Regions from separate parts of the Homo sapiens genome. Here region 2 is linked to region 1. Evidence: chromatin contacts called from ENCODE Hi-C data. All regions are on one chromosome and are shown on one strand. Each heading gives the region's core, a stretch centred on a gene start or an enhancer-like site at or near the end of the contact. The rest is flanking DNA. Distances are from core to core; before and after follow the strand shown.

Region 1 (6,351 bases), core at 1,906-4,405:
CCTCTGCCAATCTCTTTGACATCTAGGTGCTCAAGGGAAGCTTCCCTTGTAAGATCTCTGAGGAGCCATAGGTTATTTCTGCAGAGTCCCTGAACTGCTCCTGTTCCACCCACTCTGGTTCCTTATTTTGTCCCCAACCACACTAACATGGGCAGTGTCTGGGCCTCCAGCTGTCAGCTTATATGTCCTATTCCTCACTCTCCATCCCATAGCTGTGGCCACCATTGCCTAGCTTGATTTTGGCAGTTTGTCCCTAAGACTAGCAGTCCCCAAGAAAGGTTCCAATACATGTGTCATCTCTATCTTTCACCCCCGAACTAGAATCAATGGCTGCCAAACATCAAAAGTACGAGGTAAAAATCCAATGGTCTTGTTTCTGGCCCACTGTGGGTATGCAACAGGAAATTCATGTGCGCCTTCACTGCTCTTTTTCTCAGGGACATTCTCCCAGCATGTTAGCAAGGCCCAGTTAAATTCCTCAGGGTGAGGGTCCCCTTGGAGAAGGGAGTGAGTTGGTGTGGATTTCTGTACTCAAGGTAGAGCACTTCCAATAACCAGGAGCTCTGGGCATCCCGCCCCTGATCTGGGCAAATCTGGCATGAAGTCTACACACTAAAAATAGCTTTCCCAGCACAGGAAAGCAATGGTAGAGGCTTCCTGATCTGGCTTGCACACCACAGGTGAAGTAATTGGTCACTTACCAGTGTCTCCCCACTTAGATTCCAAAGTCCACTGTATCAATGACATCATGCTAACAACTGGATGAGCAAGACATGGCAGAGATTTTAGAGGCCTTTGAAAGACATAAGCACTTCAGAGAGTGGTAGATTAAGCCCACGAAGATTCAGAGACCTTCCATATCAATGAAGTATTTAAGGGGCTACTGGTCAGGGGCATGCTAGGACCAACCCTCCAAAGTCAGAGGCAAATGATTGTATCTCACACCTCCTACAACTAAGAAGGAAGCACAATGCCATGTAGGCCTCTTTGGGTCTGGAAGCAGGGGACCAAGGGGTGAAATGACCCCACTTATTATCTCTCCTAGTGATCCACATGGGAATTTGTGCTTCCTGTCCCCACAATACAGTCACCACTAGCCAAATTCATCTATTTAAATTTAAATTAAGATAAAATTAGTTGTTATTTTATCTGAATTTTAGATAATTAAAATTCAGTTCTTCAGACACACCAGGTACATTTCAAGTACTCAGTAGGCACATGCAGCTAGTGGCTACCTTATTGAACAGTGGATCCTGGCTATTCAAATGGAAATGCTTCCACCAGTAGACACAGTAGGAGCCCCACTGAATTACGAGCCATGGCTGATAACTGAATTACAAGTCATGGGAACCTTGGGTTCATTCCTCCTGCTATGGCTGTGGGACTAAGCAGGTGTAAAGAAGAGTAGCCACTCTGTCAGGGGTATTGGCTCTGATCATCAGGAGGAGGCAGGGTTGTTCTTACACACTGTGAACAGAGAAGGATATATTTGGCACCCAGGTGATCCATTTGAATGTCTCCTAATAATTCCCTGCCCAATTTTTATGGTAAATGGACACATGCAATTTCCACAGTCTGAGAAGGGCACGGGGACCATGGGCTCAGAAACAATCCTCAGGGATAAAGGTCTGTTACTCGACCAGCCAGGTCACTGAGAACGGCAGACATGGTGGCTGAGACTGAGGGTACTCTAGAATGGATAGTAGATGAAGAAGACCATGAGCATCAGTTGTGGCTTCAAAGCCAGCTGCAGTCATGCAGGCCATACACCGTCCCACTACCCTGCCTCATGTTCACCTCCCTAGGAAAAGGGCCAAGCCAAACCCTGGAGAAGTTATTCCCAAATGAGGGGAGCATCCTGTGTGAAGCAAGCCCATCTGAGGCCTGCAAGGCATGGGCTGTAGTCAATGCTGTGGTCGTTCCACAGCCCAGCCTAATGGTGGAGGTCATCATTCCACTGCCTGCCAAAGGTGTTGCTTGATGATGGCACATAACTAAGTCTCTCTCCAAATATCAGTCAAGGGGTCAATGAAGGGTGGAGAGTACCAACACCTGGACTCCAGCCTCTACTTGCAACATCTCTATAGAATCTTCCCAACCATAGAGCTCCCTCAGGGACTGACTGAGACGTCTGATTCAACTGTCATAAAACAACTCCACTTTCCTCCCAATTCTACTTCCCTCACTCTATTACAGGTGGTTTCTTTTTTTTTCTTTTTTTTTCTTTTTGAAATGGAGTTTCACTCTTGTTGCCCAGGCTGGAGTGCAATGGCGCAGTCTCGGCTCACCACAACCTCCACCTCCCGGGTTCAAGCGGTTCTCCTGCCTCAGCCTCTTGAGTAGCTGGGATTACAGGCATGCACCACCACACCCAGCTAATTTTGTATTTTTAGTAGAGATGGGGTTTCTCCATGTTGATCAGGCTGGCCTCGAACTCCTGATCTCAAGTGATCCACCTGCCTCAGCCTCCCAAAGTGCTGGGATTACAGGCATGAGCCACTGTGGCTGGCTACAGGTGTTATTTTCCAAAGCACATGTCCTATCCTTTCAAGTTGCAGGGATGAACTAGTGAAGGCCCCAAACATTGACCAACTGGCATCCCACAGCCTCCTCTTCCAGAATGCCTTTGCGCAGGTATGTCTGGGAACCTCTAGCTGTGGGTGTGTGCTGCTTCGTGCACTGAGGGTTGGGGGCGGGGAGCTTCAGCTACTGTCAGATGGCACAGATTGTGCGGGACATCTTGTTAGAGGGAAGCATAGTCTGGAAAATGGTAGTGGAGAAAATCTGGTTTTCCACTCATGGGAAAGCTTGACCTTCAAGGGTGGCCTTCTCCTTGGGTGCAAGGTGCGCCCTGGCCCTGATGTGTTCATGGCAGCCCTGGCCAGCTTTCTCCCAGAACGGGCGCTTGCCTGGTGCTCAGAAGGAAGGGGTGCTGCAGAAGGGCACCCACAGGTCTGCAGACTGGGCCTCAGGTGAGAGCTAGCCAGGGTGGCTCTGCTCCCTGGACCCCCTCATGGCTCTGCCCCCAGCAACACTGGCCGCTCTGTGTGCCTGGGGAGGCCATTGCGTAGGAGGAGATAAGCAACTGCTGGTTTCAGGGGCTGATTGCTTCCCTTTTCTCTCCCGGAAGCAGTCTGTTGCCTAGGTGACACCCAAATCCCAGTGTCTGGTTTGAGCTCTGCATGACTCAGCTACCAAGCTGTTTGCTAGGGGCCTCGGGAGGGCGGTTGCTTGGTTACCTAAGAGATGGCAGACATGTTTTGCTGTGGCGATGCTTACCTCTGCTTCTGCTCCCTAACAGCAAGCAGTGTGCGCCCCGAGCCGCGTTTCTTTCCTCACTGGCAGGAGACCTGACACCACCCGCCTGTACGACTTCAACTCCTACTGGAGGGTGCACGCTGGAAACTTCTCCACCATCCCCCAGTACTTCAAGGAGAATGGCTATGTGACCATGTCGGTGGGAAAAGTCTTTCACCCTGGTACTGCTCCACGTCCAGAGTCTGGGTTCTCTTGGTTTGTGGTGTCTGAATCCAGCATTCCCATCCTGGGGATGGGGCTGTCTTTGCAGAGCCCTCTTCTGGCTGGGCGAGTCCTTCGCTAGTCAGTGCTTCCTTTCTAAAAAACCGACTTGTCAACCCAGCCACATGTTTTCACCCAAAGTGAAAAAGGGTAGAAAGAACTTTGCTTCCTTTCAGAAACCACTGAGGGTGTGCTGTTGGGTCCTTCAGCTCCTCGGGTGGTAGGGAGGACACAGGCTGGGGAGGTGGCAGTGTTGGGTGGAGTCCAGCTCAGGGCCCCACCCTCTCCCCTGCAGGGTACCTGTCAGTAAACCTAGGGGTGGGGTGAGGACACCTGAGGGCCTCCCGTGTGGCCAGCATTGCTGTTGCTGACTTATTGCCCAGTGAGGGGGCTGTGCTTAGGTGGGGGCTGCTATCCACTCTGTGAATTAGGTCAGAAAGATGAGTGTAATCTGGTTTCTGCACCTGGTCTCAGAAGCTCCCAGGTCTGGGAATGGGAAAGCGCACTTCAACAGGTGTCTCAGGTGGTCTGGCCACCTCTCTTTGAGTTCATCCTTCCCTTGGCCTACCTGTGCTGCCACATCCTCATCTTGGGCCTCTGGGGCAGAAGCTAGAAACCTCTGGGCATGGGATTTAACAGGCTGCCTGAGCTGGCTGTCAAGGTCACTGGGCTCTTGTTCCTCCTGATCTCAAGATGGATCCTTGGGGCCCACACAGGCATGCGTTCTCCTTAGCCAGACTTCCCCGTATTTGCTCCTGGCTGCAGCAGCACAGGCTGAGGCCCGGCACCAGATGTTCAATACGATCTTGCAGTCAGGCGGTCCACAGCTATTTCTGTAGCATTTGCCATGTGTCAGACCCTGTGCCAGGCCTGGGGGCCCCCTCTGCCTGGTGCAGGGCAGCTCACAAAAGCTGGCAGAGGCCGAAGGCTGCGTGCCAGTATTCAGAATGCCACAGAGCGCCTGGCTGCTGTACCTTCAGAGCCTCCACAGGCACCCCAGTCAGAGTTCCGGGAGTGGATTCCTGAGGTCGCACTGCCGGGGTCCCTCACGTTGCCATCCTGCAGGCTTCTCGATCCTCGACCTTTTAGATTCCCGCCACACTGAATCTAAAAGGGACAATGTGACCTCTAAGCTGGTGGCCTAGGAGCCTGCCGATAACCTACCCATTCATCAGCCCTCGTGGGTCAAGGCTGCCTCGTCCTCCCCGAGAGAGTGGAGAGGTCGAGCAGTGGGGATGCCCCTCAGGCCCCGGGGCTTACTGACTGGGGCGGGTGTCAGGGGGAACTCCCTCTCTTTCTGAGCTTCACTGAGCTATCTGAAAGTCCCCACCATACTCCCCAGTACTGACAGCCAGAGGGAGGAACGGCTCACCAGAATCATTGGGCATCTCTGATGGGCATCAAGTCTGCTTTGATTATTGATGAGTGGGTAAGAGGGTCCTCTCAACTTGGGGTCTCCTTGGGAAAGCACTGTCAACTCAGAACAGGTTTCAGCCCTGTTCTGGAGACCACAGGCCCTGGAAGGCTGGGACATCATTTGCAGCCCCAGCGTCATCTATTAGACGGAGCCAGCAAGGTCTCATGCTGTGCGGTACATTTCAACACTTTCTCAAATTTACCCGTGGCAGCTTTTGGTGTGTTTGGTTATTTTTATAACACTACTCACTGTACAATTTCTGTCATGCACATTTTTTGTATCAAAAAGGGTGCTGTAACTTTAAAAGACTGGGTATTTCCAACTTGGAATATTCAAACCATCTTTTGCAAGGGATGTTTTAAATCAACATGAAGGGTTGTGTTGTTTTTAATCAGGGTTAAGGATCTGGAATCAAAGGTTATGGTTTACTCCATCTATGGCGTATCTTAAAAACTGAGCAAGATGTCCTTGCCTTTTTTGAATTTGATGATTGTGCTGCAGTTCCACAGCTCACTGTTAGGTGGCACATACCCCAAACTGAAAACCTGAGCTTGGAGGAAATGAGTGAAAAGATAGGTAGGTACAGGACAGGGCAGTGGTGACACTACAGCATTCAGGGTTCCCAGCCTGTCAAGAATGAGCATGTCTTAGCAGTGAGGCATTTCCACATCTTCTCAAATCCACCTGTGGCAGTTTTTGGTGTCTTTGGTTATTTTTATAACCCTAAATATTTATATACAATTTATATACATGTACAAAAGGGACATGTACATTATATATTTTGATACAAAATATGCACAAGTACATATTTTGTATCAAAAAAAGGTTCTCAGGAGAATTCCACTTCCATTAAGCTGGAGTAGACATACTTTTCCCTATTCTTCCGACTAAGTGACCTAAAACCCCTTGATAATATACACAAAACAAACATAAGACTCTGAAAGGTGGAGTGAAGGCAGATCAGACGGGGACCTTGTGACCTGAGGAACAATGGAGTTAATTAGTTCTCTGGTGTGTGTCTCTCTCTCTTTCTTTCTTTCCCTCTCCTCTCCTTTCCCATTCCTCCCTTCCCCTCTCTTTTTCTCTTTCTTTTCCTCTCTTTCCCCTTCCCTCTCTTCCTCTCTCTCTCCCTCTCCTCTCCTTTCCCCTTCCTCCCTTCCTCTCTCTCCCTCTCTCCCTCTCCTCCTCTCTTTCCCTCTCCTCCTCTCTTTCCCTCTCCTCTCCCCTTCCTCCCTTCCTCTCTCTCTCTCTCTCTCCCTCTCCTCCTCTCTCTCTTTCCCTCTCCTCTCCTCTCCTTTCCCCTTCCTCCCTCCCTCTCTCTCTACCCTCTTTCTTTCCCTCTCCTCTCCTTTCCCCTTCCTCCCTTTCTCTCCCGTCCTCTTTCTCCCTCTCTCTTTTCTTTCTTTGCCCATATA
Region 2 (7,252 bases), core at 3,856-6,355, 3.8 Mb after region 1:
TTATCTCCCTCCAGGTCCCTCCTACAACACGTGAGAATTATGGAGCTACAATTCAAGATAAAATTTGGGTGGTGACACAGCCAAACCATATCACTGGGTGAGGGGCTGATATCCCCAGATGGCACCACAGGTAGCCTAAGAGGATGTGGGTGAAATAGAGTTGTTCTGAGCCTTAGTCAGTGAAGGAGACCGGAAAAGAATTTGTTGGAACTGAGGGCCAGAAGCCAAGCCTGAGACATTCAGAGCAAGTTTTACCTTTATACTTTATACTTTAAGGACGGAGGCTGTGGACTCAGGCCAGCCATGTGGCATTGAACAAACTACTTAAACACTGTTTGGCTCAATTTCCATAACCATGAAACAGAAGTAATAATAGGACCTGCCTCAGGACTATTGTAAGAATTAGATGAGATAATATTTATAAAACAATGTCTGGCACATAGCAAACAATCATCAAATAATAGCCTTTGTTATCAATTTATTGTTTTAATGGATATGAAAAACTAGAGAATTAATTTTAACCCCTCAATCACTAGATTGTAACACAGATGCATTCATTTATTTGAGAAATATTTATGAAGCATCTACTATGTGCCAGGCATGTTTTTTGGTACTATCAGGGAGAAATCAATATCTATGGTCTTAAGACCTTAACCTGGTGTTAAGATCTCAAAGGATCTACGAATCAGATGGGGAAAAATGCATCCTTATTTTTACTAAAATAACTAAACTTTAGTGTTTCCTTCAATTATGAATGTAGGCAACAAACCACAACAGTATCGGCAATACATGTGACTTTGTCACCAACAGAAATAAATATTTTCATATCACATTACAGTTATTGCCAATAGCTAGACACATTTGCTGGAAATAACATTTCATCAATTTATGGCATTGGTAAAGAACCTTTAAGTACTGCTGTTTTACTTGTTAATGAAGAAGCACATATATCAATATAAAAATCATTATGAGCATGCTTTATGTTCTCGACTATGGTCAGCCCAGGGTGAGTTTCCCTTGGATGCTTTTTTCCTTGAGTATCAGGACAATTCTTGTTTCTTGTAGTAATCTAGCATTATATCCTAGACACTGTCCATAATGAATTCTAGTAGATTTGGCTTCTTGGTTTCTGTTATATTTCTCCGAAGATGAGTCATTGTTTGTTATTGTTGTTGTGGTGGTGGTGGTGGTGGTGGTGGTGGTTTGTTGTCTTAGTAGACAACTAAACTAGCTAAACTCACATGAAGTCTCCTCTGTATTGGGTACCAACTGCAATCTCCAGACTCCGTTTCTTTGGTATTGGGCATCAGCTGAAACCTCTGCTCAGTTCTTTTCTTGGACTCAGCCCTGTGCTTGCATGGCTCCAGGGTCAACCAGAGATTTGGGCAGAGTGTACAGGCCAAACATGGAGCTCCTCAACACGGTGCTTCTCTACTCCCAGGTATTGCCCCTCCTGCTTTCCCTCTGCCATGGCCACCCTAAAATCTGCTCTCTGGGTCTCTGAGTTTTAGCCACCCAGCACAGCATCCTCTGTGGCCCACACTCACATGCAGACAAGCAAGAAACTCACCTTTGCAGAGAGGAACAAGATTACAAATCTCACCGCAGTGCTCAGCAGTTCAGGCTCCCCTGTGGCTCCCACCAATGACTGGGCAGACATTGCAAGACTCGGGATGCTGCCAAGAGAACCACGGCTACCAGTGCTTCTCAGGGAATGGGTGGCACGACGCCTGCCACCAGCAGCCCAGCCTGAGTGAAATCTGTGGGGACCCTGCTTCTTCCCACCTCGGGCCTCAGACTCAGTGGATAGTAGGTTCATATGATTGGTGGAGCCTGAGTTAGGTGCCCATGCTGTAGCTACAAGAGAAGCTGGGAGAGTGAATACTAACCATCTTTGAGATCTAGAGTGGGAGGCAAACTCTACTTCATGGGATAGGCAATGCCCCAAACAAAGAATGGTTAATATAAAAATGATTGTCATTGTCTACTTTATATGGTATTAAATGGACAGAAGAAAGAAGAGAAACACAGATTAAGAAACAAATAAAACACACAGATTACCAATATCAGGAATCAGGGTGGTGTTATCACTGCAGATAATAATAGAACATTGTGTACAATTTTATATTAATAAATTTGGCTACTTACATGAAATGGGCAAATTTCTTGAAAGATACAAATAGCAAAGCTCAGTCAAAAAGAAATAGATACAGGCATACCTCTGAGATAGTATGCCTTCTGTTCCAGACCAGGGCAATAAAGCATATATCACAATAAGCCAGTTACCCAAATTTTTTGGTTTCCCAGTGCATACAAAAGCTATAGCCTGTTAAGTGTACAGTAGTATTATGTCTGAAAAAAAATGTACTCATCTTAATTTTAAAATATTTTATTGCTAAAAATGCTAATGATCATCTCAGAGTTTGGTGTGTGGTGAGGGCCTTCTTACCATGTCCTCATATGGTGGAAGGCAGACGCAAAACAGCAAGCTAACCAGATGCTGCATGAAGCCTCTTTTATAAGGGCCTTAATTCCATTCCGAGGGAGTAGCCCTCTGGTCTAATCACCTTTTAATAGATCTGGGTCTCTCCCTCTTCTTCCTTCTGTCCATTTAATACTATATAAAGTAGACAATGACAATGCCTCACCTCTTAATAATATCACATTGGCAACACCTGAATTTTGGAAGGGATACATTCAAACCACAACATCCAGTCTCAGGCATTTTTTCATGGCAGTGCAAATGGACTAAGACAATTTCCAAATAATTTTGTTGAGTGAAAGGAACCAAACACAAAAGAAGACTTATTATAACATTTTATTATATAAAATTCTAGAAAATACCCTATAGTGACAGAAAGCAGATCATTGGTTGCCTGGGGACAGGAGAGGAGAAGAGAAAGGGATAGTCATGGGCATGAGGAAACTTTGAAGGTGATGGAAATCCTTATTGCCTTGATTGTGGTGATGGTTTCATACGTGTGTGTGTGTGTGTGTGTGTGTGTGTGTGTGTGTGAAAGCTTATCAAGTTGTTTAGCTGAAACATGACAAATTCACAGTTTATTGTCTGTCAAATATATCTCAGTGTAAACAGACAACCTACAGAATGGGAGAAAATCACCTGACAAAGGTCTAATATCCAGAATATAACCCCATCAAAAAATGGGCAAAAGACGTGAACAGACACTTCTCAAAAGAAGACATACAAGTGGCCAAAAAACATATGAAAAAAATGCTCTCATCACTAATCATCAGAGAAATGCAAATCAAAACCACAATGGGACACTATCTCACTCCAGTGAGAATGGCCATTATTTAAAAGTCAAAAAATAAGAGATGCTGGAGAGACTGTGGAGAAAAGGGGATACTTATACACTGCTGATGGGAATGTAAATTATTTCAGCCACTGTGGAAAGCAGTTTGGAGATTTCTCAAACAACTTATAACAGAGCTACCATTTGACCCAGCAATCCCAGTACTGGGTATATACTCAAAGGAAAATAAATCATTCTACCACCAAGACACATGCACCTGTATGGTCATCACAGCACTATTCACAATAGCAAAGACGTGGAATCAACCTAGGTGATCATCAGTGGTGGATTGGATAAAGAAAATGTGGTAGGCATTCACCACAGAATGCTATGCAGCCATAAAAAAAGAATGAAATCATGTCCTTTGCAGCAACATGGATGCAGCTAGAGGCTGTTATCCTAAGTGAATTAATGCAGGAACATAAAACCAAATGCCACACATTCTCATTTATAAGTGGGAGCTAAACATCGGGTACTCGTGCGCATAAAGATGGGAACAACAAACAATGGGAACTACAAGAGGGGTCAGGGAAGGAGGGGTCAAGGGTTTAAAAACTAACTATTGTGTACTATGTTCAGTACTTGGATGACAGGGTCATTCGTACCCCAAACCTCAACATCACACACTATACCCAGGCAACAAACCTGCACATGTACCCCCTAAATCTAAAATGAAAGTTGAAAACATAAAATTTCTCAGGAACTACATGTGTGTGTATATATATATACATACATACACACACACATATATACACACACATTGCACATAATGGGCTAGCTTTCTCTTTTGTCTCTCTCTCTATATATACACACACACATATATATACATATATATATACTGCACATAACATTGGGCAAACTACTTGAACAGACACTTTACAAAGAAAGATATAGAAATGGCCAGTGAGCACATAAAAGCATACTCAACATAATTAGTCATCAGGGAGATGATAATTGAAATAACAATGAGATGCCACTTCCCACCCTTTCAAATGGCTAAAAATAAAGGCTGACAACCTCAAATGTTGATGAGGATGGGAAAGAAAAGGAGCTCGCATACATTTCTGGTGGGAATGTAAATTGCACAACCACTTTGGAATACATTCTGGCAGTTTCTTATAAAACATAAAACTATCCTGTGATGTGGCAATTCATCTCTTAGGTATTTGCCCAAGAAAAATGAAAGCATATGTCCACACAAAGATGTGTACATGAATATTCATAGTAGCTTTATTTATAATCGCCCAAACTGGAAACAGCCCAGATCATAACCTGGTGAATGAACAAACCAACTCTGATATATCCAAACAATAGCATACTACTCAGCGATAGCACATTCAACAACATAGATAAATCTTGAAAACATCACGTTGAATGAAAGAATCCAGACACACAATAGTACATACGATCTGATTCCATTCATACAGAATACTGGCTTTCCAGTCTTCGCCCTCAGTTCCCGACCCTTCACTCCCCCCACCACCATCTTGAAGATGCCCAAGGGGGAGAGGTCCCTTCCATTCCTTCGTTCCTTCCTTCGTCTGCTGGTCGATTTGTTCGCTCGTTCATTCATTCATTCGCACGCTCATTCCACTCCTCCCCACCTCCACCCAAGCGTCCAGCCCGCGCGCGCCGCTCCCCCGCAGGCTGATCAGACTTGCCTGCCCAGTCCGCCCCCGCCCAAACCCCGCCCCCTTCCCGCCACGCCCCCTTCCCGGGCCAATCGGGGACGAGACTGGGGCCGGGGCGGGGCCTCGCTCCCTCAGAACCCCCGGCGGCGCTCACGGCTCCGGAAACGCGCCGCGGGGCTGTTAGCTCGGCTGGGCACGGGCGGCTCCGTGGCGCTTCCTGCCACGCCAGGCCTGCCTGGGCCGCGCCAGCGCCGCTCCACCGAGGGCCGCGCGTCGGCCGCCGCCGGGCCTGGGTGAGTGTGCGGGCCGCGGGAGGATGTGCGGGGGGCGCTGGAGGGGCCGCAGGGCGGAGGTGATCGTGGGGGCGGCAGGAGGACGTGTGGACCTGAGTGAGCGTGCAGGGCCGCGAGAGGATGTGCAGGGGGTGCAGGACTGTGTGCGGGGCTGGAGCGAGTGTGCGGGCCGCAGAAGAGTGCACGGTGGAGGGAGGGGGCGTCTCTGGGCAGTTGGAGAGCTGCTCGGCCTTGGGCGGGCCAGAGCAGGGAACGGGTCCCGGATGACGAGTACGAAGAGGCCCGAAGGCCTTCCCGAGGCGGGCGGGGGGCGGCGATCCCGGGTGGGAATCGCTAAAGTGTAGAGGCCTGCTCTGCTCTTTGGGGGACGCTAGGAGATGGGAACCGCTCAGGGGCGGAGAGAAAGGACCCCTGCCCCTAGCTCCTAGGAGCCCGATCTGGAGGGGGCATTGTAGGGGTGGGGGTTAAAGGACTTTTCCCTGGTCTAGGGGAGGGACTGAGCCGCAGTCTGGGAGCTGGGAGGGTGGGCCAGGTGGGAACAGTTCCCGCTGGGGAGTCCCTCCTTTCCTTTTGAGTGGGTGGGAGTGGGGGGGGGCGGTTAAGCCTCAGCTTGGTGGGGAGAATGGGGGCCGGTAGGTAGCCTAGAGAGAGAGCTGTGGAGAGGCAGGGGAAAGGGGGCGGTGAGCCGAGCTCAAGGCCCTCTGTCTGAACCAGTCTTTTTCTGTCGCCCTACTGGGGGCCGCCATCTCCCACTTCAGTGCCCCCGCCCCCTTAAACTCCTTTGCTGGCTCCTCCAGTCTATATTTGGGTGATTAATTATATATCTTTTCCACACACACCCCCCACTCGCCTGCCGCCCAAAGTCCATGGTCCCTTTCAAACAACCCCCTGCCCCCATTCCTGGCCCACTTCCCAGAGGTCCCACCCTGCCACCTTGTTCCAACTGAAGCCCTCCAGCCAGCCTTGACCTAGCTGGGCATGCGGCCCCCTCCAGTCTCCTTAGTCAATGAAACATTTCCTCTTCAACCTCAGCCCGACATTTTTCCTTTACAAGAGAATTTCAGATGGGATTGCTGGAACAGCACCTCCCCTAGGTACTAATGCTGCCTCAGCCCCTCCCCACCCTCACCTTCCCCCAACCCTGCAACATTGGACCTTCAAGTAGAAGCCACTTGCACAGTATCTGGCCCAGTTCAGTACATCCCCACAAAATGTTACTAGGGGGATGTACTGAACTGGGTCAGACACTGAGTTTTATATATAGAACCCTATTGAGCAGTAATTTGCAGCCTTCTGTCTGTGAGGGACCCCTTGGAAATCTACCAGAACTTGTGAATTCTCTTCTAACCATCAGCACAGACTCAGAGATAGTGGGCTCCCATTTCAGCAGGTTCCTGGGCAGGAATCCTGTCAGTAACAGAGATTCTGAGAGTTGGAGAATCTGGGAACCTCCAGATTCTAGACAGGCCCAGTGTTAAGGAGGTGCAGCTCTGCATCATAATCTCCTGGGGTGCTTGTTGAAAAATGCAGACTCCTTGGTCTCTCCCAAACCTGCGAAACTCCCACATGAGTTCTTAGTGAACTCCACACCAACTTTCTCACCCAGTGATCCAGCCCTTACCCAAACCTGCCTGGGCTCCTTGGATGGCCCTGGGCTCTTTGCAATTTGCATAGCATCCCACCCCACCCCCAATTTCGACCTTTGTATCCAGGCGATGTTACCTAAAGGAAGCTATACTTAAAATTTATTTCGATTTTTAGTAAGATGCCATGAATCTTCTTGGAGAAATGGGAACACAAAGCTTTCCTCAATTAAGTACAACAAACACTACAAAATCCCCTTCTGGTCTACCTTCTGGCTTTTTATAGAAAGGAAATAAGATAGAAACCCAAACAGAAAGAGACAGGTGCCCAGGCAAAGTGAGAGGAAACAGATGCCTTCCCACCCACACATACAGAAAAAGGCACACACAGACACAAATACCCCAAGAGAGACAGACTTTCCTGGTGAGAC

Evidence for each region. Hi-C counts contacts between places; a loop is a spot of excess contacts on that map. Pooled maps may share reads with other maps.
Region 2: a loop to region 1 is called in a map of ovary, with 14 times the contacts of the local background. The contact joins the promoter of ZNF275 here to the enhancer-like site in region 1. A Hi-C loop is called at or near these places in 1 of 168 maps with a recorded cell type or tissue (ovary), 1 of 37 single-sample maps with no recorded cell type and 7 of 50 pooled maps.

Annotation. Positions count from the first base shown.
Region 1 is chrX:149,522,443-149,528,793 of GRCh38, forward strand. EOLA1-DT (EOLA1 divergent transcript) reads right to left here. Exons shown (of 10, transcript NR_027455.5): 10 at 5,149-5,916. It also overlaps the pseudogene IDSP1. Among named protein-coding and RNA genes, the nearest start is that of EOLA1-DT, 14 kb to the right of the region's middle. Within about 2 kb of position 3,156, at least 10 of the 41 ENCODE cell types and tissues checked have a DNase peak (open chromatin) inside an H3K27ac peak, as active enhancers do.
Region 2 is chrX:153,329,048-153,336,299 of GRCh38, forward strand. It overlaps ZNF275 (zinc finger protein 275), which reads left to right and starts at 5,106. Exons shown (of 4, transcript NM_001367757.1): 1 at 5,106-5,238. It overlaps MIR12129 (microRNA 12129), which reads left to right and starts at 6,415; the gene lies at 6,415-6,490. RefSeq lists silencers at 4,900-5,269, 5,360-5,439.